Regions from separate parts of the Homo sapiens genome. Here all the other regions are linked to region 1. The links are chromatin contacts, found by Hi-C or POLR2A ChIA-PET in ENCODE. All regions are on one chromosome and are shown on one strand. Each heading gives the region's core, a stretch centred on a gene start or an enhancer-like site at or near the end of the contact. The rest is flanking DNA. Distances are from core to core; before and after follow the strand shown. Region 1 holds the start of DOCK10 (dedicator of cytokinesis 10). Region 2 holds the start of SGPP2 (sphingosine-1-phosphate phosphatase 2). Region 3 has its middle 9.9 kb from the start of MIR5703. Region 4 holds the start of FARSB (phenylalanyl-tRNA synthetase subunit beta). Region 5 overlaps ACSL3 (acyl-CoA synthetase long chain family member 3). Region 6 holds the start of COL4A4 (collagen type IV alpha 4 chain).

Evidence for each region. Hi-C counts contacts between places; a loop is a spot of excess contacts on that map. ChIA-PET counts read pairs that join two places held with the same protein, here RNA polymerase II (POLR2A). Pooled maps may share reads with other maps.
Region 2: a loop to region 1 is called in a pooled map, with 12 times the contacts of the local background. The contact joins the promoter of SGPP2 here to the promoter of DOCK10 in region 1. A Hi-C loop is called at or near these places in 1 of 37 single-sample maps with no recorded cell type and 7 of 50 pooled maps. POLR2A ChIA-PET finds 5 or more read pairs at or near these places in 1 of 52 experiments (activated CD8-positive, alpha-beta memory T cell).
Region 3: a loop to region 1 is called in a pooled map, with 6 times the contacts of the local background. The contact joins the enhancer-like site here to the promoter of DOCK10 in region 1. A Hi-C loop is called at or near these places in 9 of 50 pooled maps.
Region 4: a loop to region 1 is called in a map of naive thymus-derived CD4-positive, alpha-beta T cell, with 11 times the contacts of the local background. The contact joins the promoter of FARSB here to the promoter of DOCK10 in region 1. A Hi-C loop is called at or near these places in 1 of 168 maps with a recorded cell type or tissue (naive thymus-derived CD4-positive, alpha-beta T cell) and 8 of 50 pooled maps. POLR2A ChIA-PET finds 5 or more read pairs at or near these places in 1 of 52 experiments (activated T-cell).
Region 5: a loop to region 1 is called in a pooled map, with 4 times the contacts of the local background. The contact joins the enhancer-like site here to the promoter of DOCK10 in region 1. A Hi-C loop is called at or near these places in 2 of 37 single-sample maps with no recorded cell type and 2 of 50 pooled maps.
Region 6: a loop to region 1 is called in a map with no recorded cell type, with 26 times the contacts of the local background. The contact joins the promoter of COL4A4 here to the promoter of DOCK10 in region 1. A Hi-C loop is called at or near these places in 2 of 37 single-sample maps with no recorded cell type and 2 of 50 pooled maps.

What each region holds. Positions count from the first base shown.
Region 1 is chr2:225,040,432-225,044,899 of GRCh38, forward strand. DOCK10 (dedicator of cytokinesis 10) reads right to left here and starts at 2,037. Exons shown (of 56, transcript NM_014689.3): 1 at 1,821-2,037. The coding sequence starts at 1,943. RefSeq lists an enhancer at 744-1,083 and silencers at 1,634-1,873, 2,064-2,433.
Region 2 is chr2:222,422,131-222,426,598 of GRCh38, forward strand. SGPP2 (sphingosine-1-phosphate phosphatase 2) reads left to right here and starts at 2,413. Exons shown (of 5, transcript NM_152386.4): 1 at 2,413-2,691. The coding sequence starts at 2,473. RefSeq lists enhancers at 1,657-1,956, 3,147-3,296, 3,347-3,406 and silencers at 2,117-2,466, 2,557-2,786, 2,797-2,846.
Region 3 is chr2:227,460,007-227,464,474 of GRCh38, forward strand. No RefSeq gene overlaps it. Among named protein-coding and RNA genes, the nearest start is that of MIR5703, 9.9 kb to the right of the region's middle. RefSeq lists enhancers at 313-402, 2,665-2,724, 3,625-3,684. Within about 2 kb of position 2,250, at least 3 of the 41 ENCODE cell types and tissues checked have a DNase peak (open chromatin) inside an H3K27ac peak, as active enhancers do.
Region 4 is chr2:222,653,703-222,658,170 of GRCh38, forward strand. FARSB (phenylalanyl-tRNA synthetase subunit beta) reads right to left here and starts at 2,390. Exons shown (of 17, transcript NM_005687.5): 1 at 2,314-2,390. The coding sequence starts at 2,371. It overlaps LOC124907985 (a long non-coding RNA gene), which reads left to right and starts at 2,731. Exons shown (of 2, transcript XR_007088095.1): 1 at 2,731-2,809. RefSeq lists an enhancer at 2,451-2,500 and a silencer at 2,617-2,813.
Region 5 is chr2:222,909,712-222,914,179 of GRCh38, forward strand. All of the region lies in intron 4 of ACSL3 (acyl-CoA synthetase long chain family member 3), which reads left to right. Among named protein-coding and RNA genes, the nearest start is that of ACSL3-AS1, 7.7 kb to the right of the region's middle. Within about 2 kb of position 2,585, at least 6 of the 41 ENCODE cell types and tissues checked have a DNase peak (open chromatin) inside an H3K27ac peak, as active enhancers do.
Region 6 is chr2:227,162,092-227,166,559 of GRCh38, forward strand. COL4A4 (collagen type IV alpha 4 chain) reads right to left here and starts at 2,114. Exons shown (of 48, transcript NM_000092.5): 1 at 1,916-2,114. COL4A3 (collagen type IV alpha 3 chain) reads left to right here and starts at 2,533. Exons shown (of 52, transcript NM_000091.5): 1 at 2,533-2,722. The coding sequence starts at 2,636. RefSeq lists enhancers at 1,441-2,342, 1,617-1,716 and silencers at 1,987-2,366, 2,587-2,766.

The DNA.
Region 1 (4,468 bases), core at 787-3,286:
CTTTTTAAAGACAGCGAGCTTATTCATTTTGACAAGATACCCTAGGATTTCAAATCTGACATAATTTTGGAGAAAGCAGTGCGTGTGTGTGTGTGTGTGTGTGTGTGTGTGTGTGGTGTAGAAGGGTATCTGGGATACATAATCTTTATAGAAATTCTAGTGCCACAAAAATTCTAGGAGGATCTACATTTAAAAAAACACACAACAGTTTAAGCTGTTTATTCCAATTGAACGCTGTGTGTTTCCATCAGATCCTCAGTGAGATTCAGTCCAATGAGTCAATTGCAAAATAAAGTTTTTGTCAAGGGAATGGCAGAAAATGACAAAACCACAATTCTGAATGATCATTCAAAAGTAAAAAGTACTTTCTACTACTGTGTGGAGATTTTCTTATCTCTACTTTTACTCGAATTGAATCTTTTCTTCTAATGTTCTTTTGAACAGTTTGTCTTTGGTGTCCTGAAAATGTGCACGCTGATAGCAGTACCACATGCTGTCCCTGGCACAGAGTGAGCTAACAGTTGAACCACCTCTGGGTAACTGCGGACTGCAGCTAGTGTAAGTGCAAGAGAAGGCACCCTGGCCACCAATTCGTTTCACACTCCAATCACCCCCGCCCGCTCTACACCCCCTGGGCACCCGATGCCTCTTCCCTCTGCCAGGCAATTTGCTTCCGTTCTGTTCAACTTTCCGACCTCTGGCTTTAGAGAATAGTCCTGGCTGTGGGAACTGGCTCTGGGAAGCTTTTGGCGCCCTCCTCATTGGTGACTGGCAAGAGTAACACTTTCACACTCTTAAAAAGAGCCGTTTAGTTCCTAATGATATTTTCTGGCAAAAAAGAAAATGAAACACACAACCCGGATTCCGGTCCACCAAACGCAGGCCAAGAGCGCGGCTGCTGAGCCCCGGTCTTGCTGTGAGGCTGTTGTTCCCACTCGCTTCCCGTTTCCACTAGAGTTGATTTGTCTCTTGCCACCTCTCCCCGGCAGTGTGGACCTACTGCAACGCAGGAACATCTGGGTTGGTATGGATAGGATCCTAGCATCAGATGCTGGCTGCTGCCCCAGGGACTTCCCGCGGAAATCACCCAGCACTTAGAAGCCGTTTCAATAAGGAAGTAACCAGTAAAGCATTGCTGGTGGGAGAACCCCGCGAAACATCTTAGAAAAATATCAGAAACCGCTGGAGACCTAATGACCCACGTCTCCTCCAGCCTGTGTTCCTCAGCCCTTTCTGGAGGAGTATTAAGTGGTTTGTGGGTTTTTACCCTGCGGTGGGAGGGCTGTTCCAAGTACATCTATTTCTGCGATAGTTAACGTCGGGGGGCCCCAGCTCTAACCAGGGCGAGGACCACGGACTGCATCCCTCTCTCTCAGCGCACTGGTCTGTTTACTGGAGGGTGAGAGGGACGCGCAGACCTCCGGACTCAGGGGTTCTGTTCTGTAGATCCCCCCACCCCACCCGGGGTCTCTGGCACTCGTATCACTTAGCACCAGTGTGACTGGCGGTGCATTCCGGCCCCCTCGCGCCCCATTAAAGCCCCTGCACATCCTCTCCCACGCTGCGCTTCTGCTACCCACGCAGCTGCTCCTCTGAGCGTCCCGCGTGCACAAACGCGCCCCCGGTCCTTACGCGTCGGTGGCGCTGCCTCGCTGAGGTGGCGCCGGGGGAGCCCGCAGAGGCGGCGGGGGAGGGAGTGCGGAGGAGAGGACCCGTGAGCTGCGGGGACCTGGGCCCGCCGAGCTTTTGGGGAAGCTGGGCTCCGTTCCCCCCGGGCGCCTGGGGCGCGCGGGAAGGCGCGGAGGACGCGCCGCACTCACCCGCTGCTGCTGCCGGCTGCTGACTGCCACCGCGGCGGCGGACGCGGCGCTGTGCCGGAGCTCGGCCGCCTGCCCAGGTCTCAACAGGCTCCGGGTGAACCTGCGGGTCCGCTCACCGGCCATCGCCGGTCACGCCAATCGCGCCGCGGGCCCGGGGCGCGCCTCCCGCCGGTCTTCCCCGCGCCAACCTTCTCTATCCACCCGCCGTTCAGGAAGCGGAACTCGGAGCCTTCCCCCCCCTCTTCCTCGCTCAACTCGCAAGAGGCGGGTTTTTCTCTCTTGCACCCCCACTCTTCCCACCCCCTTCCCTCCTCTGAAGCTTCTCGAAGACTTTCCAAACTCTGCGCTCCCCCGGGCGCGCGCGGCCAACTCGGCTGGCGGCCGGGCCCTGCAGCGGCGCATCTGGAGCGGGCGTCGCGGGACGCGTGTGGGGCGGCTCCTGCCCGCGCCGCCCACACGGGCTCAGCTGGCCGGCCGGGGCTGTCCACGCCGCCCGGGGGAACTGCAGGCTGCGGGGGAGGGCGGGGGGCGGCCGCCGAGGGGCTCCGGGCGGGGCCTGTCCAAGGCCGTCGCCTGTCCAAGGCCGTCAGCCTCATTTGGAGGTTGCTGGGAGAGTTGGAGCCCTGGATGCATTTGCCGTTTAGACTTCTATTTTCTGGGTCCGGCTAGTGGGTGGGGGCCAAGCTCGGTTCGCCCTTCCACCCTCGGGAAGGGGTCAGAGGCTTATTAAAGATCTGGTGGCTGGGATCCCAGCAGCATCGCCCAAGCCAGCGTTTGGAAGGCTCCCTTGCCAGAAGTCCATGTTCAGGGCCTTGGAATAAGCTTCCCCATTCATTCACTCCTTCAATGAGTATTTATTAAGCGCCTACTATATGCCAGCTCACACTGTTCTGGAAACTGAGGATACGGAGAGGAACTTAGCAACTACACTTTAAGGCTGTGTAGAGCTGATAGGTTTTTTCGGGGTAGGGGTGGGAGACAGCAAGTAACCAAGCGAACAAATAAACAAATACAGAGAAATCAAGGAGACAGTTTAAGCTACTAACACGAACTCAAAACCAATAAATCAGCGTTCTGGGGGTAAGAGACTTTGGGTGGCATTAGGATGAGTAGGCAAGAACCAACTGGCAGGGTTACTATGTAGGGTGGTCAGGTCGGGGGTGGATTTCACAGTTATGCTGTCTCTGCTCTTCTCTTGCCCATACCCATCTAGCCTGCACTTTGCCTCTAGATAGGTATCTGATGAAAGCCTTCTAAGAAGTCTCTTCCTGGGTCATACCCAGGGTGGTTCTGCAATTCAGTGTTGGACTGGATGGGGGGCAGAGAAGTTCTGGCCCCTGGATACTGGTCTGGAGAGATCTGGGACAGCCTTTCCAAGTGGTCTGGTTTTTTCTTAACAGCTTTTTATGGATCCATGACCCTGCCACTTTCTAAAGCCAATGATAGATAGTTATAACACAAGGTCACATTTGGGTATAAAGAATTCTTAAGCAATTGATAAATGCACTTTAGTCAGCTCTTTGTTAGCCAGGATTCAATTAGCCAGAGATGCTGTTTGGGGATCATTTCAGCACATTCTAGAAATCATAACAGGCGTAAGAGGGTAAGAGGCTCTGGCAGATTTGGGAAGTGCCATTTGAAACATCATCTAGTTCCAAGACAGCCTGCATAACAAATAACTGTACCTGTATTGTATGCTTTCATATTGGTACTCAGTGTGGGAGCAACACCACCTTTCAGGGTAAGCAAAGTAGGTGGTTGCCTCTGTGTTGGTACATGAAGATCTCTGTAGGAACAGCTCCCTCCAACCGTACCCTTTCCCAGGTGTACCCAGACTTGATGTCTCTGAATGCATATTCCCCTGAGAGAACCGATTAAGCACATTTGAATTAACTTGAGCTTCCCAAGAAGAGGTACCTAATCTTTGTCTCTGGTTTCAAAACACTGCCTGGCACACGTAGGCACTCAATAAATATCAGCTTATGGATGACTTTACAAAGGGCTCAGATGGGCTAGTGCAGTCAGAGAGCTGGGTGTGCCTGACACAGAGAAAGTCAGAGAGGAGAAGAGAAAGGTGTGCTGAAAGGGAAGGCTATAGTAATCGATAATACATCAGAATGTGCCCTGCACAAGGCAACTCGCTGATCCAAAACACTGAGTAGCACACACAACCCAATCTCCAACAATATCGAGTAACAGAAAGTCACTTACAATTTGTTAATCGTACAATTAATACACCTAATTGTACTTTTTCCAGCTTCAGGAGGTCACCCAGAGCACTGGTGTGAGAGGGTTTAACGAACAAATGCCTGTTTGCCCAATCCATACCCTGTATGATGTTAATTCCGTGGGTCACACCGAGTAGGAAGGCAGGTTTAAGTGTTGATAGCATACCTCTCACACCCAGGGCATGTCAATAATGATACTTCAGAGACTCTCCTCCGCCCTTATGATCATGTAGGTTTTAGTTAAGCTTCCTTCGGGCACCAAGGAGAGAGAGCTGAGTGTCGACCCTTGCCCCTGCCCTTGTAGCATAAATACACTTATTTTTTGCTACAGAAATGTAACTTCAGGTCTGCTGATTTGGGACCTTGACTCTGCTGGCCACCCATCTCTCAGATCCCTGGAGAAACTCGGCTCAGATGCTT
Region 2 (4,468 bases), core at 1,163-3,662, 2.6 Mb before region 1:
CCACTCTATTTTGGGGTCTCTTTGTTATAGTAGCTTAACCTTTATCCGAACTAGTATTAATATATCCATCATTGATTCCTTTTAAATATGTCATTTTGTAATTGTTACATATATACAAGTGAGCAAAGTACAAATAACTGGATTTCTGCCCTGGCAAAAAAAAAAAAAAAAAAAAAAAAAAAAGGTCGGGGGGCGGGATGTGAAATGTATTTCCCACAGGTATGACTAGTGTTCAGTGATCAAAGAACTACAGGGTGTTTCTCTGGTATCAAGAAAAAAAAATTTTTTGCATGACTGCAAGCTACTATTTGATATCTCTGCACCATTACAGCAGTCTTTCAGTCCTACCACTTCTCAAAGATGTTGATTTTTGTTAGGTTGGTTGGGAAATTCATGTTCAGAATAATCAGACTGGGCCTTAGAAAAAAAAGGTTCTGGGGAAATGGACTTTACCACTGCCCAGGAGGCTCAAGATGTCCTACTCAAGATGTTCAGAGCCAAATTCTCTTGAGGATTCCTTCCTAGATTGAATGACTCCAGCACAATACACCTTCTTATCATGATCTCACTAGGCCTTATAGAGCTTGTCTCAAGGTTATTTTTACAAGAGCCTTATAAGAAAGACAAGAAGTGAGGATTATCATTTCATTACAGGGATAAACTGCGACATATGGTGACTTACATCAGGTGACTTGGTGAGCCACTAGAAGCTGGAATCAGTAACTGATCCTCCATGGAGATAAAATGCTCTGTCTACAAATACAATTCTTTGGCAATTAACTTAATGCTGCGTGTGCCATGTTTTGCTTTGCCTATTTTTCCTAACTGGTAGAAAGAAAAATCGAAGCACTAAATTCGGGAGACACATGATGCAAGTGCCTTCACAGGAAAACATATTTCTTTAACACATAAGCAGAACAGGTCCCCAACGATCACAGCTCCAGCTTCTAAAACCAAACCACAGGGTTTTGCCTCACACCTGTAAATGACAGCCAGAAGCATTGTGGAGAGATGCTTCCACCTCCTGGGCCGGACATTTCTGTGTGTGATCCCGCCAGACATGACAATAACTCTGCGTGTCTTCTGTAAGAGGAAAATGGTTTCCCTTAAGAGCTTCAGCATTCTCTCAGTCCCCTTGACTTTGCTCTCCAGACAGGACTGAGAAGCAAGAAAAGTAGAAACTAGGGCATGAAGGGGACTACATCATCCTGGAAAGTCACATCCCAAAGACATTCAGGCCTAAAAGGACAACTGAATAAATAAGGCATTGACAGGTGTTCATTAATCATTTGTGCAACCAAATTCTTAGTAGGCTTTGCATGGACAATCAGGAAACATGCAGGTTTCTGCTGCAAACGAAAGACGGGGTTGAATTGCACTTTTGTTGCAGACTGATCACCTGGGCCTAATTTGATTGTTGCCTCCCAAGGGATCTCTGAGCCCAGGAGGGAAATGTAGGAGGGAGGAGGGAAAACCAAGGCCGGCCTGCAGGATGTTTCCTTTGCTATCTTCTGCTGAGTGCTCTAAAGCAGGTGCAGGTGCAATGAGATACCTAATCCTGTCCCCAGTCCTCCAGCACTTTGTTCTCTTCTCGTTTAAACTCCCTAAATGGTCTGGTGGGGTTTTCCCAGTGTCATTGCTTAAAGAGAGGCAGAGCGGAAAGAAAGAAGTAGGAGAAAGCGGTAAGCATCTTTGTTCTCAATGCGGAAAACCCAGAAGGGACTTTCCTTCCCACCCACCTGAAAATGTTCCCCAGTTGCCAAATCAGAAGGGCAGGGGCAGCGACGCGGAAGATGACTCAGGGCCCACTTTGAACCTCCTGGGTACTTGAGCAAGCTCAAGGGTGTTCGGACCTCTAGGGAGACGTTGCATCACGCAGTTTGGAAAGAACTTGGGAATTCTCCCTGGGGGGCTCGCTGTATTTACTGGGAACTAGTCTTGCAGGAAGGTGAGAGTACGTGGCTGGCTGTGGGGAGCTGGCGTGGGAGGAAATCCGACTTCACCTTGGGCTCAGAGTTGCAAGGAAGGTCACTGTGGGATCAGCCTGAGCCCAAAAGGATGGGCTAATGGGAGCGGCCGCAGGTGCACGCGCGCTCGGCCGCTCCCATTAGTGTTACGTCTGCCGGGGGAAGAAGGTGGGGTGGGGGGTTGGGGGCGCCGGGAGAAGAGAGGCGCAGTTCGGAGATCGGCACTCCTCCGTCCAGTTACAGGCGGTCCTGCCCCCGTGGCCGCCCGGGGCCGCCCAAGCCCTCCGGGACGGAGAGAAAGGGGGACGCGTTGCGCAAGGTGGAGGCAGACACCTGGGCGGGCGCTAGGACCCGGGCGGCGCACCTGTTGGCTGGGCCCGGGGCCCCGCCCGCCCGGCCTCCGCCCGGAGTGCGGGATCGGCGGGGGCGAGGCGGGAGTGGCGGTGCCAGCGGAGGGCACCGGCCCGGCGTGGCAGCGGCGGCGGAGCGCGGCCCCGGGCACACCATGGCCGAGCTGCTGCGGAGCCTGCAGGATTCCCAGCTCGTCGCCCGCTTCCAGCGCCGCTGCGGGCTCTTCCCCGCTCCGGATGAAGGCCCCCGGGAGAACGGCGCGGACCCCACGGAGCGCGCGGCGCGGGTCCCCGGGGTCGAGCATCTCCCCGCAGCCAACGGCAAGGGCGGCGAGGCTCCGGCCAACGGGCTGCGCAGAGCCGCGGCGCCGGAGGTAACCATGGGCAGGTGTTCGCCGGGTACGGGGAGGGGGCGGCTGCGGACGTGCGGGTCCCTGCGACTCCGCCACGCGGGGCCGGCCGGGCCGAGAGGGCGCCGTCCCCGGCAGTGACCCGGCTCCCGCCGCTGCGAGCGGACGGGGAGGCCTGGCCTTCCAGTAACCAGGATGCCACCCTCCAACGCTGCCAGGGGCAACCGGGTCTATTGAGATATCCCCAGACGCTTTCAATGCAGTCCATTTAGAGACTTCCCACTTTCAAAAGTAGTTAAATTCACGTAGATGCCAGCAAATATGTAAGAGTTACGTAATGGAACGGAGGAGCGGGGATGTCCTTGGCACTTCCCCGGGGAGACGTTCTTAGACTCCCCCCCACCCCCGTATTCTTGCATTTCCGCCCATCCCCCTTCCCTGATGCGCACAAATGCGGGTGCAGCCGGGCTCAGCGCGCTCCTCACCGCGCTGCACCGCCAGCTCTGGGCACAGAACTTGGGGCTCACACAGCTCCTAGAGAGATTTACAACCTCCCTGCACTACCCCCGGCGATGATGTCTTAACAGCAACTCTCGCTTGCCCTCCCCCAGAGTCTGGGGGTCCCTCCTGCCTGGTGGGTCTTTTATGGACCGACACCAGTGACTTCTAACAGATGCTTCTGGGAGGGAAGCTCGCTACGCTCCCGCTAGGTGTTCAAAGCGTGGTTATACAACCCACTGCGGCTTGGGGGGAACCAGCGTGCGTCGTCGTCGCAGTGCACAGGGACTTTAGGCAGCAGGGACCAGACGGGCTGCACTTGGCTTCTGGGGACGCATGTCTACCGGGAGCACTGGCAGCACCTGCCTTTTCCCTCGGCAAAGTCAAAAGTGTGGCGCAGGAGAACAGAAATAAACGTATTAATAATTCGAATTCCTTGTACACAGCCACATTTTGTTCTTCCTAGAAGGTTTTGGTGAAAGAAAGGTGGCCTTTACTTACGTGTAAATTTCTAGATGTAGTAACTGAGGAATTACGAAGAACCTGGCTTCTGTGTGGAATGGAATATTATAGGCATTGGATTACAGAATTTGTTTGGGAGGGTGAGGGTGGTTGTGTGTTCTACTCCAGAGAAATCCTCCTCTGTATTTTTTCCTCTTTATTGTTCCTTCTTTATCCCATGTGACATTCCGGTAACCTATAGATGAGTATGAGAACCCCTCTTTTTTCTCTTGCCTTGTCTTAAAAACGGGGCAGAGTAGGGGGGATAAGAAATCAGCTGGGCGTGGTGGTGCGGCCTGTAGTTCCAGCTACTCCGGAGGCTAAGACAGGAGAATAGCTTGAGGCGGAGGTTGCAGTGAGCCAAGATCACGCCACTGCACTCCAGCCAGGGCGACTGAGCGAGACTCCGTCTCAAAAAAAAAAAAAAAAAAAAAAAAAGACCAAAACAAACAAACAAACAAACAAAAAACAGTCCCATGGCTGAAACGTGCCGTGACATATTCGGTGCACACACTGTTTACACCCACAGGTAGACACGTGAGTTGCTTTCTGTTGCTCTCTTCACAAGCTTCTACCCTGTTTCTCTAATTCAGGAAGCTGAAAAAGAGTGAATTGTTCCACCAGTGCTTCTCAAACTGTTTTAAACATCACCCCTGGTAACTTAACTTTAAACTCCACAGTTGGATCCTCTTGACCTTTAAAAGCAAGCTAAGCAGATTTCTTACACAGTTTTATCTTCTTACTGCTTGACAATCCTGGTGGGTCTTCAGTGAGTGAAATTGTGGCGGTTTCCCCACACCCA
Region 3 (4,468 bases), core at 1,000-3,499, 2.4 Mb after region 1:
ACCCATATTTATCAGATTTGAAGATGTTTAAAATAGACCAAAAATGTAACCTGTATAAAAAAGGAGAAATAGGGGTTGTTAAAATTTCCCTGAAAGCCCATGTGTAATAAAAATGAGTCATTATTCTAGAGGGTTTCCTGCCTTTTAAGGGCTGTAAATCAGAAGCAATGCTTATGGGAGACAAGGCCACGCTCCCCAGGTCTCCTGGGGGCGGCGGCAGCAGCACCCTCGTCCTGGCTGTGGTCCACGGTGCCTGGCTGCGACTAAGGCTGCAGAATGTTGAGTTGCTGTTCTGCGGTTTTGCCACATTCATCAAATGTGGTTATTGTCAACTAGATAAAGTATAGTACGGTGATTATGAGCACAGTTTCTGAATCAGACTGTCCAATCCTGGATCTCCCCTGGGAGCTTGAGCAAGCAACTTAATTTTTCTGTGCCTCAGTTTCTTTACCTGTAAAATAGAAATAATCCTATCACCTACTTCATAAAGTTCCTATGAGGATAAAGTGATTTAATGTATGAACAGCACTTAGAACAGTGTCTGGCAGATAGTAAGCATTCTATGTACTTGGATAGTAATAGCATTCCAAATATTACTTATCCAATCCATAGTATTGGATATGTAAAAGCATAGAAAAAAGGTCTGGAAAGGTAACGATGTGCTGCGACTGCTGGACGAGGCGATGTGAATGGGAGAGTGTGAGCTGTGGGCTGGGGAACTTTTGGCTTTACTGGCTGTGTTAGCTTCCCAGGGCTTCTGTAACAAACTGTCACAAGCTAGGTGGTTGAAAATAACAGGGATTTATGCTCACAATTCTTTATGCTACAGGTGAGGAATCAAGGAATCAGCAGGTCCAAAGGCTCTAGGGAAGAATCCTTCCTTGCCTCTTCCAGTTTCTGGTGGTCCTAGGTGTTCCTCGGCTCGTGGCAGCATGACTCCCACCTCTGCCTCCATCATCACATGGCCTTCCTCCCCGTATGTCTGTATGTGTCCTCTCTTCTTCTCATAGAGACACTAGTCATTGGATTTAGGGCCCACTCTAAATCAGAATGATTTCATCTTGAGTTCTCCAATGAATCACATCTTCAAAGGTCCTATTTCTAAATAAGGTCACATCCTGAGGTTCTGGTTGAATGTGAAGTTTTAGGAGATGCTTCAACTCACTATACCAGCATTGTTTTGTTTTGTTTTGCTTTCTTTTAAAAATGAGATTATATTCATGTATTACTTAGGATTTTTTTTTTTTTTTTTTTTTTTTTGAGACAGAGTTTCACTCTGTTGCCCAGGCTGGAGTGCAATGGTGCAGTCTCGGCTCACCGCAAACTCTGCCTCCCGGGTTCAAGCAATTCTCCTGCCTCAGCCTCCCGAGTAGCTGGGATTACAAGTGTGCGCCACCATGCCTGGCTAATTTTGTATTTTTAGTAGAGATGGGTTTCTCCATGTTGGTCAGGCTGGTCTCGAACCCCCAGTCTTGGGTGATCCACCCACCTCAGCCTCCCAAAGAGCTGGGATTACAGGCATGAGCCACTGTGCCTGGCCCTACTTAGGATATTAAACAACAAAATGAAACAAGAAAATATATATATAAAATATAATATACATTATACTATGGGAAGCTAATGTATACATGTATACACTTGCTTATTCTGTCTAGGTTGTAGAGGAGGTTGTTGATGGGAAAAGAGGGAAATACAATGATTGCTAACACTTGTAGAATGCTTACTATCTGCCAGACATTGTTTTAAGTGCTTTTCGTATATTAAATCACTTAATCCTCATTGGAACCTTATGAAGTAGGTGGTATGATCATTTCTATTTTATAGGTGAAGAAACTGAAGCACAGAAAAGTTAAGTTGCTTGCTCAAGCTCCCAGGGGAGATCCAGGCTTGGACAGTCTGATTCAGAAACTTTGCTGATACCACCATGCTGTACTGTCCTTCATGTATGGGCACACATAGGCGATACAGGTCTGAGTCAAGAAAATTTGACATCACTTCCTAAACACACACACTCTCCTTTTTCTCCCCAAATAAAGCATCTATAAATGAATGTTGTTTCTGTGGTTAGATGTGTTTGGAGAATTTTATCTGCAGAATCTTCCAAACTGAACATTGTCTGATATTTACTTAGAAGAAATAAAAACTTCCATGAACTGAGTGAAAAATAGTTGTTCATGTATATCACTGATTGCTGTTCAGATCACTTAGAGCACAATGGATTTCAACCAGTCAAAGTGCAGCAATGCTCTGAGCAAAGGGTAGCCGCACACAAGGTGGTTCACTTAACGGCAGCTTCTGGCAAATTGCAGCTAAACTGCAGTTCCAGTTGACTTGGTAACTTACAAACAGCACACGCTGAATGGAAAAGGAATTGGTATACCATATTTAAAACAATGAGAATAATGATAGCAGTGCTTCCATTAATGCCAGATGCTGTGCTGAGTACATTTTCTTACTCTGTTCTTACTGTAACCTTCTGAATCATTAATGCCCCAGAGGTGGGGTGGTGACTAATGATAAACTGATAAGGGTATCCTTATGGTAAAAATGGCCATGACCTTGTTCCTGTAAAGTTGCTCCAGGGACTTCCCCACTCATAAGCGGACTTGGAATTTTCGCCGTAAGTCCTTTGCTATAAGTTCTACGCACATTCAACAGGGACACCTCTGTGTAGCAAGTTACCTAAATGAATATTCAGGCTGTTTTCACTCTGGGAACTTGGTATGTGTAAATTTTCAGGTAATTTCCCTCATTTGAATAACTTCTTGAGTGAAAACAGGTCCTTCAAGTGCACATCCTGGAGCCCCGGGGCTGGCATAGCATCCTTATAAAGCAGAAACCTCAGGCTAACAGAGCCCAGTTATGTCCTGGGATGTTTGTATTCCTAGAGCCCAGCTCGAGACCAGGAAGTGCCTCCTAGGTTTTCCTGTTTCCATGTGGCCTTGGTTTGGATTCACAAGAAAAGGATTCAACAGAGTACAGTGCTGACTGTACCGGTTAAATTATGGCCTCTAAAGTCCAACCACTGGCCTTCCAATCCCAGCTCCATCACTTCCCAGCTATGTGACCTTGGCAAGCCCTCAACTCGGGAGCCTTAGTTTCTTCATCTGTAAAATGGATATAACAATAAAATCTATGTCCAAAGGCTGCTGTGAGTATTAACTGGGTGCTTAGTCAACCGGGAAACATTAGTCACTGGTATTGGGGGATCAACGGTGGAGCTCTATGCAATCGATTCTCTTCTCAGGGGATGGGGTATGATGGCAACATCAGTCAACTGGGCTCAAGGGAATTACTTTGCACTCAGTTCAGCACATGCTGTCTAATGAGCCATTGCCTATCTGCCAGCATTTGTTGAGAAATACAAAAAGAAAGAGAGGAGGTTTTTTTAGAGACCCACTTTTAAAATACCCCCATCTGACCCCTTCAAAATGGAGGGCTGATGGGTAGCGTCCATTTTCCTTTTCTGTAGGCCCAGCAAGCCCCACTAATGTTTCTTTTCTGATAACTAAAGCAGGTTTCTCTCCCCACAGGGGCCTCTTTCTTTCCCCTGAACCAGAAGGGAAGATCCCCTTTCTCTTTTCAGTAATGGGCAAGAACAAAGTTCCATTGACAACGTGAATGGAGCATTTCTTACCCTGGACTCTCTTCGCACTGCAGAGGCAGGGACCTTTTCTCTCCCGCTTGGCTTCTGAAGATTATGATTCAAGTCCTCTACAGGCGACTAGGGCAGCCCAGGAATCCTGATTCTGGCACGAACTGACCAAGGGAGGGAGGCTGCTTGGTTGCAGAGCCTCCATGCACAGAAGTCCACTTACCTGTGACTTCTGATATGTGCAACCCCGAGAATTTCCCCTGCTTCGCCTACTCTGGGCCTCCCCTAACCACCCAGTAGCATCCTCTCCTTTCACATGCTATTACCTTACCCTGCTTCATTTTCCTTTAGAGCACTTAGCATCACCTGGTCCATTATATTAATTTGTTTGTCTGTTCTCCCTCCCAACGGAACATAAACCCCAGGAAAGTAGATGTTGTCTTGTTCATTGCTGAATCCCCAGTGTCTGGCACAGTGCCTGGTAAAGAGTAGATACTCAGTAAATATTCACTGAATGAATGAAGAAAGGCAGGCTGAAAGCTACTTCTGGTTTCCCTCTAAAATAAAAAAAAAATGTCTTTCTGATAAATGGATAACTAAAGTCAGGTTGCAATGGTTTTGGGCTTTTAGAATGGCCTGAGTTTGGATCAGTCAATCAACTGATGCAATTTATGAGCGATCTTTTATAGCCCAGCAAAGTAGAGACACAGAAGGATATGACCTGGTCCCTGCTCTCTGAGTGCACAAAATTCAGCTCACAAATGACAGTGGAAAATGAACCGAGGTAAAAGAAAAAGTCTCCAACAACACGGACAGCTGGAGGGCAGGTCTGCAGTTTCTCTGTTTTTCCTGGCATCTCTAAGGAAAGAGAAG
Region 4 (4,468 bases), core at 1,140-3,639, 2.4 Mb before region 1:
TCACTACAGCCTTGACCGCCTTGGTTTAAGCGATCCTCCGGCCACAGCCTCCCAAGTAGCTGGGACTACACGTATACACCACCACACCCAGCTACTTTTTGTAGAGACAGGGTTTTGCTGTGTTGCCCAGTCTGGTCTCCAACTCCTGAGCTCAAGCAATCTGCCCACCTCGTCCTCCCAAAGTGCTGTGATTACAAGCATCAGCCATGTACCTGGACCTTAAAAGATTCAGTAGCTAACAAACACATATTTGTGAAAAAATCAATCTTAATTGATCACTGACAATATGAAAAAAAAAGGGAAGCAGACAGAATATGTTAAAACATCAGATGATAGTAAATAGGTTATAAATCTCACCATTTTTAAAAATCTGGATTATTTCTTACCTCCCTAGAAATGGAGACTGGGATGGGAACTGATTATAGATGTTTTGAACAAATATTTGCCACCTACCATCTTAGGCAATTCAGGTATACAGACTGAGCATTCCCAATCCAAAAATCTGAAATCTGACATGCTCCAAAACCCAAAACCTTAAAGTGCAGACATGATGTCACAAGTGGAAAATTCCACACCTGACTCCATGTGACTTGTCAAAAACACAGTCAAAACCTTGTTTCATGCAAAAAAAAATTATTTAAAGTATTCCATAAAATTAACTTCAGGCTATGCATATAAGGTATATGTGAAATATAAATCAATTTCATGTTTAGACTTGGTCCCACCCCCAAAATATCTCATTATGTATATGCAAATATCCCAAAATCCAAAATCCAAGACGCTTCTGGTCTCAAGCATTTTGGATAAGGAATTATTAACCTGTACCACATCCCATTAGTGAGAATATGGTTTAGAAGGGCAGGTAAGAAATATAAATAAGCTCATTATAAAATAAAGCGATTAGGCGATTAGAGCCAAGTACAAAGGGTAAGAGTAATACAATACCCTTGTATTTCCTTTACTTTCAGGGACTTATGGCAGAACTTACGAAGAATATCACATAGAGAATAGGTACTATCTAAAAGTACACACTTAGGAAAGATTCTTAAAAGCCAGCTTTATTTTCACTGTAACAGTAATCTTATTCTGGGAAGCGGTGGCTGTCATTAAACCAATTAGGCCTTTGTTAACACACTGAGCCCTAAAAACAAAAAAAACAGCTCTCACGAACCAGTTGGTCCAGCCTTTATACAAGCTAAAAATTATGGGGTGGGGGCCGGGCGCGGTGGCTCACGCCTGTAATCCCAGCATTTTGGGAGGCCGCGGCAGGTGGATCACGAGGTCAGGAGTTTAAGACCAGCCTGGCCAAGATGGTGAAACCTGGTCTCTCTAAAAATACAAAAAAATTACTCGGGCGCGATGGCGGACGCCTGTAATCCCAGCTACTCGGGAGGCTGAGGCAGAAAATTGCTTGAACAGGGAGACGGAGGTTGCTGTCAGCCGAGATCGCGCCACTGCACTCCAGCCTGGGAGTGCAGACTCCGTCTCAAAAAATAAAAATAAAAAAAAAAATAGGGTGGGGCAGCTGCTACGGCTGTGAGGTAACTGATAACTGCATTTAATATCTCCCTCCTTTTTTTCAATGGTTGTGTTTTTAGAACTGATTAAAAGATGAAATGTAGAATGAAGTCTACACCCATTTAATACTCCCCATTCAGGTCTCAGATCAAATGTTACCACCCTATCTAAAGTTGTTCTTGGCACAACACCTTTTCTTTCCTTGATGGCATTTAACATTATCCGAAATCATTTTATTAACGTGCTGGTTAATTGTCTGCCTCCATCAGACAGAACGTGGACCTGACGTGTCGTGTGCACAGCTCTAGTCCTAAGCTCTTAGAACAGTGCCTGACACATAACAGGCGCTCAGGAAACATTAATAAAACGAAGACAGGTGGAATGCCGTTCTCCACCCCGCTGCACAAATCTCTCCTCCTACCCCCTTATAAACTGAGTTCCCACAGCGCTGCTATTGCAATTAACTGGCTACGCTCGGGATGCAACCCCGGGTTTCCTTCCTGTTCTATCCCCTGGCTTGGATGTCGGTGCCAGGCACGCTGTAGGCACTCGATGGCAGATCGCTGAATGAATGACACGGCAAGCCGGGCACAAGCAGTGGCACCGCTGCGATGCCGGTTCCGAGGCTACCACAGCCCAGCCGGACCGCCACCATCATCGGCCTTCCCGCGTAAACCCCGGCCTCCCGGAGCCAAAACCTTCAGGAAGGCATGAATGTCGCCACATTGCCCTTTTGGAGGGAGGCCCTGCCTCCGAGAAGAGGCGTAGGGCCCAACGTATAGGGCCGCCACTCACTGTAGGTGCGGCCCAGGGCTTGGAAGAGCAGATCACGCTTCACGCTGACAGTCGGCATGGTGTGTCGAACTCACTGCGCCTGCGCAGCGAGCTGACCCGGGCTTCCCTAGCGAAGCGCGTAGGACCCGCCTCTTCTTGTGCGTGTTGTCTTGAATATCGCCATTCTGCTGGCAACAGTTCCTGTTCTCTTTTTAACCTAAAAACACTCATCATGCCATTACCTCGCTGATTAAATGTATCTTTATGAGACTAATAGCTTAAAAGCCTGTAAGAAAGATATAATTTGATAGAACTGGCTAGGATTTGTCAGGCATTGTAATGTACTGACCCTGAAGTCCCGGATGCTTCCAGGGCGCTAACGGCCGGGGACGCCCACCAGGTGGGCGGGGCGAGAGTGGGGCGCGTCAGGGAGGGGGTGGGGCCTCCACGTGGGAGATCTTGCCTGGAGGTGGTGGAAATGCGAGTGGAGAGGGTTCAAGGCTTCCTGCAGAGAAAGGTGTGCAAATCCTGGCGGCGGGAGAGGGGCTGTTAACAGACCTCAGTTTTTACTTCATTCTTTAATCTCTCCTCTACTCGTATAAGTGATATACCTGTGCTTTGTTTGAACTTTACGGCAGCCCTATAAGGGAGGCATTGTAAGAGACCTCTTTTTTTGTCTATTTGCTCAGTGCTCTCTGCTGTCAGTGGGCTGTGCTCAGCCCTCTGCCAGCATTAAATTTCCTCCTTAAAACAACCCTGAGTGTAATAGGCTGAATAACGGCCCCCAATAATATCAGACCCTAATCCCTGCAACCTCTAAATGTAACTTTATATGGAAACAGCGTCTTTGCAGGTTAAGTTAAGGATTTTGAGATGAAGATTATCCTGGATTCGAAAGACGAACACTAAATGGAATCACAGTATCCTCATCAAATCATAAAAGGGAGGTTGAGAGAGACGATTTAGCCACGGTGGCAGAGATTGGAGTATGGCAGCCACAACCCAAGGATGCCAGCAGCCACCAGAAACAAAGAGACAAGCACACACTGGGGGTGAGGGGGTGGAGGAGCGGGGAGCATCAAGAATAGCTAATAGATGCTGGGCTTAATACTTAGGTGATGGGATGATCTGGGCAGCAAACCACCATGGCATACATTTACCTATGTAACAAACCTTCACATCCTGCACATGTATCCCTGAAATAAACAGAGACAAGGACAGATTCACGCCCAGCCCATGGGGCAGCCCTATAATGCATGCTGATTTGGGCCCAGTGAAACTGATTTTGGGTTTCTGGCCTCCAGAACTGTGAGAGCATAAATTTATGGTTTAAGTCAGCAAGTTCGTGGTAATTTGTTTCAGCAGCCAAGGGAAACTAATACATCAAGATAGGTACCATTATCCCTGTTTTACAGGTAATGAAACTAAGGCACAAACTGGCAGTTCCAGGGGGAGCCTTGCCCTAATCCTTTCTACTGTACAGTGAGTGAGGGCTTCTTCCAAAGTCCTTCACATGAGGGGAGAAAAGCTGAGCCAGATGTAAGCCACCCTAACTATTAATCAAGCAGTTTTTCACTATACAGTATTAGCTCCCCTCCATGGGAAGGCAGTCCCTTCCCAGTGACCAACATAACAGATTGGCAACACCCCATAAATGGCAAACATCCCCAATGCAAAATACAGCTTTCCACCTAAAATTGGTGCTTTCTGCTCAATTAATAAGCAAAGGACTAGTGCCAGGCATGATGGCTCACACTTGTAATACCAACACTTTGGGAGGCTGAAGTGGGCAGATCACTTGAGGTCAAGAGTTGGAAACCAGCCTGGCCAACATGATAAAACCCCATCTCTACTAAAATTACAAAAATTAGCTGGGTGTGGTGGTGGGCACTTGTAATCCCAGCTACTGGGGAGGCTGAGGACTGAGAATCACTTTAACCCAGGAGGCAGAGGTTGCAGTGAGCCAAGATCACGCCACTGCACTCCAGCCTGGGTGACAGAGCAAGACTCTGTCTTAAAAGCAATAACAACAACAACAACAAAATAGTAATAATAAATAACCAAAGGACTTCCTGCTGACCTGCTCTGCTTTGGGCACTCCAAAGTGTTCTGTGGCCTCTGAACCTCAGTTTCCTCATCCATAAAATAGGGATAATAATATACACCTTAAAGAATT
Region 5 (4,468 bases), core at 1,335-3,834, 2.1 Mb before region 1:
CTTAACTGGCTTTCTGACCCTGGAAAAGTAGGTTAACTAATTCGCCTCAGTTTCTTTTTCTGTAATATGAAGATAATGATCATTACTGACACTCAAGAGCCAAGCTGTTCTAAGAGCTTTACATATATCATCTTAAGACTCACAGTTACCCTATGAGTTAGTTGTTATTATTTTCACTTTACAGATGACAGCACTGAGGCACAGATAGTTGAGGTAACCTACCCCAGGGACACTACAGCTAGGGAAGCTGGGACTGGAATCCAGGCCTTCTGGCTCCAGAACTCATACCCTCCATTCTTCACTGATCACAGCTTTCATGCTTGTGAGGATTGAGTGTGTGTGTATATATCTGCAATGTGCTTAGAACAATTTGTGGCACTTAATGTAAATGCTCTAGCTTTTATTATTAGATTACTATTATCTTGAGAATTCAATGAGGAAAATTATAGTAGAAAATTCAATGAGGAAAATTAGATCGTGGAATAGTGTGTTTCACTGGTAGTATAGAAATGGCGTGAGAATGCCGTTTATGAACTTGGATATGTGACTTCCTTATGAGCAGTTCTTGAAACTCTAGTAAGTTAAAAATTGAAGATAAAGTATTTTTTAGAGGGGGTACAGTGAAGTGATGTGTAGTTGGTTGATAATTTGGTTAGGTAATAGGTTTAATATCTTTTAACCATTTCCAGCTACTTTGATCCCCAACTGGCTTTTTTTCCTGTCAGTTACAAGGAAACCGTCAACTCTTGAAGGAGAGTCCAAATAACTGCAACTATGGAATGAAAAACTCAGAGCTCCTCTTTTACTGGAGGGCCAGAGGGATGTTGCTTAACCTCCTCTATATATGGCCCATTAATTTTGCCACTTAAACAAATTTCATACATCATTTTCCTCAAAACATGAAGGAGATGCCAAGCAAGTTGATGTCAGTAATTCCTAGAAACTAAAAACATTTTAACTTGACAACAGAATATGTAAATTTCCTCACGTTTAAATAGAGTAGTTGTGTATCTTGTTTTATCTGAAACCATCCTGATTTATACTTGTTGCTGTGACATTAATAGTGCCCCCTTACAGTCTCAAAAGTGCCCTAGTTTGGATAGTTATGTGGTCACCTTATTTTTAAGACATATTCCCTATTTCTTTTGCAGACTTAGAAAAAACTGAATTTTTTTCTATTTAAGATCTCGCTGAAGTTAATAGCACATTTCTAGAAATTGAAATCATGAGTTAAGCATGTTTGATTTTTCTTTTCCAGCCTATGGATTGTAATTTCCAAAACATTTTATCATAATGAAGTTTGCTTTTGTCATATTTACATATCTGGCACTGCCTTTTTTTTTTTTTTTTTTTTTGAGATGGAGTTTCACTCTTGTTGCCCAGGCTGGAGTGCAATGGTGCCGTCTCAGCTCACCGCAACGTCCGCCTTCTGGGTTCAAGTGATTGTCCTGGCTCAGCCTCCCGAGTAGTTGGGATTACAGGCATGCGCCACCACGTCCGGCTAATTTTGTGTTTTTAGTAGAGACAAGGTTTCTCCATGTTGGTCAGGCTGGTCTCGAACTCCCAGCCTCAGGTGATCCGCCCACCTCGGCCTCCCAAAGTGCTGGGATTACAGGCATGAGCCACAGCGCCCAACCAGCACAGCTTTTTATGGCACTCTGTTCTTGAGTCTGTTTTTGAGAAATCGGGTAGTTATGAGAAGGTACTGAAAACAGTACATTTTTATGTGCAAAAGTTTTCTACTTTTCTATCTGCTTATAGATTCATTTTTTTGTCTTTGATATGCTATTTGAATTCAAAGGTTGGATTCTCTTTTAGTCTAAGCATATATACAGAAGTCTTATGTTTCAGGAAGCTTCGTTTTTCTCCGGTATCCCACACATATTTTATTCATTTTAATGTGGCTAGTATTGTCTTTCAGTCGTCATTCGGTATGTACAGCAGCAAACTAGTTCTCAATTGTGTAAAAAGAAGAAAAGCTTATGTGGTGAATATGAAATTTCTTCCTAATTCGTGTATCAGTATAACTGGACAAAATAAAATCCTAGAGCTATGATAGTTGTTTCCTAAATGTGCGTGTGTAAGTGTATGTGGCTCTTTCCTGCTTATCTTAACCATAGTGCCTTTGTATTCAATGATTATTCAACAAAGTATGAAGTATTTGAACTCATAAAAGTTAGGTGAGACAGACTGTTTTTTAGCAACTTTTTCTGTCTATAGTTCATTACTGTGAAGTTTTATTTAGTTAGTAAAAGGAGGTTTTGAATTTCTATATGTCAGAAGATCTGCCTACTAGCATTTGCTATGAAATTGGCATTTGTGGTTCATCAAACTTTGTTCAGAAGGCTGTGTCTAGACTGTGTCTTGGGAACATGTTATAGTTTTCTTTAGGTTCATTGGGAAAGTAGAATTAATTTTTAGATTTTGCATATAATAAATGAAACAAGTAGTTTCTCTTGGCCATACTCAAGAAGAAAGTGTGCAGTGTCGCTGGTTAGCTGAGGCTTTAGTTTCTGTTCATTCTGTGTTGCAGCTGTGGCAGTGATCTGCAGACTGCAGAGTGGGTATCTCAGCTGCATGTTAAACATGCTAGGCCTTTTTCGTTTTCCCCTCTCTTGGTTTCTTGTTACACCCATTGCATTGCATCAGTAGCAGCATCTGCCTAGGGTGTTGAAAAGGGGAACTTTCACAACTGGTGGGTTAAGCTGTGTACTTTCTGCTATTAGTGCCTGCTAGCTGATCAAGCTCAGTGAAGTGTGTCTTCATTAAATAGTTTCCATATTTGAAGATAATCTTCAACTGGAAAAGAAAACGAATGTTGTAGCAATATTTAAAATATTTTTTGAGTAAGACTTTTGGGGATTAACCCCAGAATGTTGTATCTGATATGGTTGAAGGAAAGATGCACAAGCCTTATTTCAAATTAATGAACTTTGAAGCTTTGTTTCCATCTTATCCCAACAGTCTATTTTGAGGTCCTGAGGGGAGGATGAGTGGATGAAAAAAGGCAGTGGCGATGACCCTGCTCTCGTTGTGTCCAAGGTAGAGTAGCCACCAGCTTCACTACGACCAGATTCTTCCTTGGGGGACAGAAAAACAAAAGGCACTTGGTTGCTTGGCAGGCCTTTTCAGGGTCCTTTTAAGTTTCATATGGTTTTATAAAACTGTAGCAGAGTTAAGAGCTGGAACCTGTGTCAGCATCACCTGATTCCAGTGTTCCCAGCAGTAAATGCATTGCACTAACGTCGTCTTGAAATGAACAGTGAAATGATTTCAGGACAACCTTAAAATACATGTATACCTGAAATAGAACAAAGCTGCAAAGACTAAAAATAGAAACAGAAAAGAGTACAAGCTGGCTCATATACTTTGTGAGCCATCAGAAACACTTGATTTTTTCTTAGATATTTTATAAAAATAAGAAGAGAATGAGGGATTATGTAATATGGTGCTTAGAGAAGACTTCACTATGACATTCCTTCTAAATTGATCCAAAAAGATAATAGAAACACTCATTTATGTCCTTGTAAGTTGACTTAGCTTTCTTTTCCTCTTTCTTAATGCCGTCTTTTGTGTTATTTCTTAGTCACATTTTTTTACCCTGTTTGTGTATGTGTATAAAACTTATTTTCTGATTTATTAGGACATTTGCATCATGCTATATGTAACAAATTATGGTCAGTCTCTTGGCTGGGATTTGTGGGTTGGTTATTATATTACTCTTCTCTTAGTTTCCCCTTCCAAACTGTCCCTCTCCTTTCATCCTATTTATTAAAGGCACTGCTGCATACCAAATTGTTGAAGCCAAAAAATCAGGGGTGTCTGATTTACATCCCTTACAGCCTCCCCCCGCCTTTTTTTTAGCAGGCCTCCTTGCTTCCACACTTGCCCCCAACTGTAATTCACTCACACACAGCATAAAAATGATTTTTCACAATTGTTAATCAGGCCACCTTACTCACCTGCTTAATAAGACCCGGACTTCTTTCTACAGTGCAGTTGAAGCATTGTGATTTTATGCTTAATCTCTGGAATGAGTTTGCCTGGGTTCATATTCTAGTCCCATTACTTATTAGTTACATGATTTTGAACAAGTTATATTTACTCTACATCTCCATATTCTCATGTGTAAAATAGGGATAATAATAGTAACAGTTTTTTACAGGTATGGTAAGAGTTTAATAAGTTAACACTTGCCGTGTCCTTAGCATGTAGTAAGCACTAATAAAGGTTAGTTACCCTCATTATCATTATCATGATTATTACAACTATCCAGATCTCTTGAATATTTTTACTCTGTGGCTCCCCTCAGAATAATTTTTTCATAGTGATCTTCAGTTGCAGAGAGAATGGTTAAATGAAGCCAGGTGTACTTTACTGAAGAAGACAGGAATGTGTGTAATTTTGAAATATTTCTAAATAGTGAAAGTAAAACAAGTCCTAGTGCTTAAAGAGGTTTTCAGTAGGA
Region 6 (4,468 bases), core at 864-3,363, 2.1 Mb after region 1:
GGTCACACTAGTAAGTATGGAAAGGATTCAAAACTCCAGAGTCTACTCCAGAGGTCAAGCTCTCCAGCATTGCCTCTTTCTTGCTGTATTTACATCACAAGTTTCTTTCCAGCTCTGTATCTGCAACAGAAATGACTTGCAGTTGACTATTACTTCCTGTTCCAAAATTGATAAAACCAAGTCTAGTCCTCCAACAAAATGACTTGGTTTCAGGAAAAGGCAATTAAAATTCAAATTGAGGAATCTTCTGGAATTTGGCAAAGAGAAGCATTTAACATTAGCATTGAGATTTTTTTGTTTGTACTTTTTAAAATTAAATACTGTCAGTTTGTGAAACATAATCATGTGACTCTCAGAACTCTTGGACACTGTCACCTCATCAACAGAACACCTACCGTTTCATTCCACAAGAGTGGCAGAAGTTTCCAGAAGAACCTTCCCTACCAATGGAAAGAAGCTACTGCATACCACACAGCAACATCTGCGATATGGTCATAAATTCCGCAGTGTTCCCAAGTTGTAATGAAGAGTTTAATATATGTGCTTTTTATTATTCTACTAAGAATATATCCTAATTCAACATGTGCGTGAAATTTTCACATGTTCGTGAAAACAGGAGCTCTCATACTTGATTGTGCATGGGAATGTACAGGAAATTTTAAAACAGCTAGAGAGTCTGATAAAATTGGCTTGGAATGGTCTGGGTAGCAACATTGTTTTATCCTCCCAAAGATTCTAATGCACAACGATAGTTGAGAATCACTGGCATAAAAGACAGAAAGAAGACTGTAAGATTCATGCTATAGTCAAAATAAAAAGAATGGGAGGAGTGTCTTCATTCACTGTTAGGGTTTTGCCTACCTGCATGGCTACAAAGTTCTAAGATACCAATAGATCCCAAATTTAACTGCAAGCAAGTGGTTCCCTAAAATCAGTGACCAACTGCATGATCATACTTGGTGTCTGAAGCCAATTGCAGCAAATATCAGCAACACTGTTCCAAAGCAAAGATTCTTAACCTGAGGATGGAATTCAGGTGATCTGTATAGGAAACTCACATAGGAAAATAAGTTGCATCTTTACTTTTAGTAACATGTCACAGAAGTTCAACATGTCCTTCCCTTATGAGCACAGGCAACAGAGCACAGTAGTATTGGCAGTTCTTGATAATTTGCACCCACCGGTATTTTCATGTCACATTTCAGTTTGGGCTATTATCTCAAAATACCATTTGCAGACATCACTACTTTGACATTACTGTTGCTTAATCGGCCTGCTGTTAAATCAAGCTATTTAATGCAATAATGATGATGCACCTGTGTTAGTTACTATATCACGACTTGAGGACTTCCATAATTGCATTCCAATAAAACTGATTCTGATTTAATTGTATTTTATGCATTTCACAACATTCTTCTGAGAAACAGTCTAATTGCTTTACCAGAGCCAGTGTGGTCCGTAGCACAGGAAACGGCGAGAGCCGGCTGGAGGACCGTGCCCTGGCACATTTGCATCGCAGGCCACCCCCAGGAAGAGCGCACCCTGACCAGAGCTGAGTCTTGTTTTGCCCTGCATTTCCGCAGATAAGATTTGGCCTGAAAAGCAGTTCAACTCAGCGGAGAATAAGATGGGCTTTCTCTTTCTCCTCAGCTGCCTCTTTCTCTTGGCATTTTGGAGTGCCCCGACTGCCAGGCCGGTAACTCGAGCCTCCAAATTAATCAAAACACACAGCACCCAGTTAAAGCCCAGGCAGACAAGCCCAGGAGCCAGACGCGCTCTCCTCTGGTGACCCCCGGGCCACAACTCCCCAGCTGGGCCCGCCACCACCCCTTGAATGCCACGCTCCCTCCACTGCCCCTCCCAGGCAGGTGCCGGGGCCCCGGGACAGCGGTTGCCCCACCTATGGGCGCCTTACCTGTGGGGACGCCCGCAGCGCCAGGAGCTGCCGCCTTGCCACCCCACGGGACGCGCACCTCCAGCCCCAATCCACCCGCGCCCCGCTGCCTCTTCGCGGCGCTCTCGCAGCCAAGCCCGGCGGCCGCAAGTTGGAGGCGGGCTGGAGGCGGGGAACGCGGACCGCCGCGGGCGCGGGGAACAAGCGGGGCCTCCCGAGTGCAGACGCCCGGCGCGCCTCCCGCTTAATCTGGGCAGGGCCGCTGGCCACTCCCTCCACCCTGCGCAGCCACCTCCCCACCGCGCAGCCACCTCCCCACCGCACACCCCCAAACGCCCCACCTCCGACCGCACCCCACTTCCCCGCCTGGGCCCCCGGACCTTGGGAGCATCACCTCCTTAACCCCTTACCCTGGATCCGCGCCCACCTGCCCCTCAGGCGCCCAGCCCTTTCTCGCCTCCTGGGCACGATGCCCGGGTAGAAGGGACACTGCCTGGTAAGTTGGGAGGGAGGGGGTATGAGGGCGGGACCTGAGCCACGTCTTCCCTCCCTTGAAGCCACAACCAAAAAGCCTGGGTGGGGAGGGACGAACCGCGCGACCGAGCCCTACAAAACCCGCCCCGGCCGAGTGGCGAGGCGAGCTTTCCAGCCGGGCTCCCAGAGCCGCGCTGCGCAGGAGACGCGGTGGCCTGAGAGCCTGAGGGTCCCCGGACTCGCCCAGGCTCTGAGCGCGCGCCCACCATGAGCGCCCGGACCGCCCCCAGGCCGCAGGTGCTCCTGCTGCCGCTCCTGCTGGTGCTCCTGGCGGCGGCGCCCGCAGCCAGCAAGGTGAGTGGGGGCTGCGCGACCCCCACCCCCGCACTTCCATCCCTCCTCCACGCGTCCGGGGGACGCGCTGGCCCCACCCGCAGCGGCGCGGTAGTGGAGCGGCTGCCGGGCTAGTGGCGAGGCTGAGGGCTTCACGCAGGTCCCGGGACAGGCAGCGAGCGGAAGGGAGCAAGCGGGGATGCCCCGGAACAGGTGGAATGCGCGGGGCTGGGGGAAGAGGCGAGGAGGGGGCTTGTCCAGTGCCTAGGAGTCAGGGATGGCGGGGACAGGCCTCCAGAGGTCAGTAAATTAAAAAATAGACACATAGATAATCGCCAGGGATGATACGTGAGAACACCGGATGTGGAGATGCACGGTGTCACGCTGGTGAATCAAATCAAGCAGCTTGGCCCAGCGCACAGAGGGCTGGCAGGAGACACCTGCAGGGAGTCCCAGCCGCCACTTCCTAGCTGGGACGTCACACTAAACCCTGACCTCTCTGGGGCTCAGTTTCTTCCTTGCAAAACTTGCCCTCCAGTTTTCCTTTGCTATTGTTGGGAAAAGCAAATGCTATCACTGAAAAATTAAGAGCACCTTAGAAATCGAACTCAGGTTAGAATCATTTAAGCAATCTGACACTTTGATTTGATTTTTGACTTGGAATTTGAGTGAAACTGGATTTATTTAAATCCATCCCATATTTCTTATTCTTTGCCATTAAATAGAAATTGATTGTCCTCAAAACGATTGTGCCTCCTAGAGTTGACTCACTTGATTTTACCTTGTGAAAGTAAACTTTAACTTTTCAGATACTTGTTATTTTTACACTTTAAAAAGTTGATTTGGGTGATAACGTGGCATAGGAAATTTCATTTCCAAGGATGAGCAGATGTTTTTACAAATGTTATCATTGAGATTATGATTGGAAATTAACGGTCACATAAATATTTATATATGTTACATGAAAAGAATTTTAGAACCTATGGTCACATATAGGTTCTATATGTTTTTCCTATTTAAATTAAATGAAGACATTGCAGACATTATAGGTGAAACTAAAGCCCTCTCTGACACCCCCCATACCTCTCCCCATTTCCTTGTCTTCCAAGAGGTGTCCACTTTCACCACTTTCATATTTCATGTAGTTTTCCAAACATTGTCCATGAATTTACACACACACATATGAACCCACAAACATATATGTATGTTTTTGTTGGCCTTTTAACATAAATGATACTGTGCTGTATTCCTTTGCAACCTGTAGACCAGTCCATGTCAGTATTTAAGATCCTCCTGTTTTTCTTTTTGCTTTGTTGCACAGTATTTCACAATATGCCAAAGTTAATTGAACCATTTCCCTATCAGTTTACATTTAGATTATTCACTGTTTCACATTCTAAAGGACATTTGTAATCTATGTAATCTGTTTGTGTAGCTGGTTCTAACAAAAATGCACTTTGCATACATTAGGAATTCCCAGACCAGGTATTTAAATGCTACTAGGCATGATAGATAAAACTCAGTGGGGATTATCTACCAGCTTTAACCAGGACAAATAAATCCAAAAAAGCAAAATCCTAAAGGAAATGTGTGTTGTGGGGAAGCCTGGAGAAGAGATCCAGAGCAGGGTTTGCACATGTTTCTGAATTTAGAAGAACAGGAATGAGATTGGGAAGGGGTGGAAGAATTGTACTTATGTGAGGATCAGCCTGAAAAAGTAATGCTTGGGGACCATGCAAACTCTAGTTATACCATTTTCAATTCTGT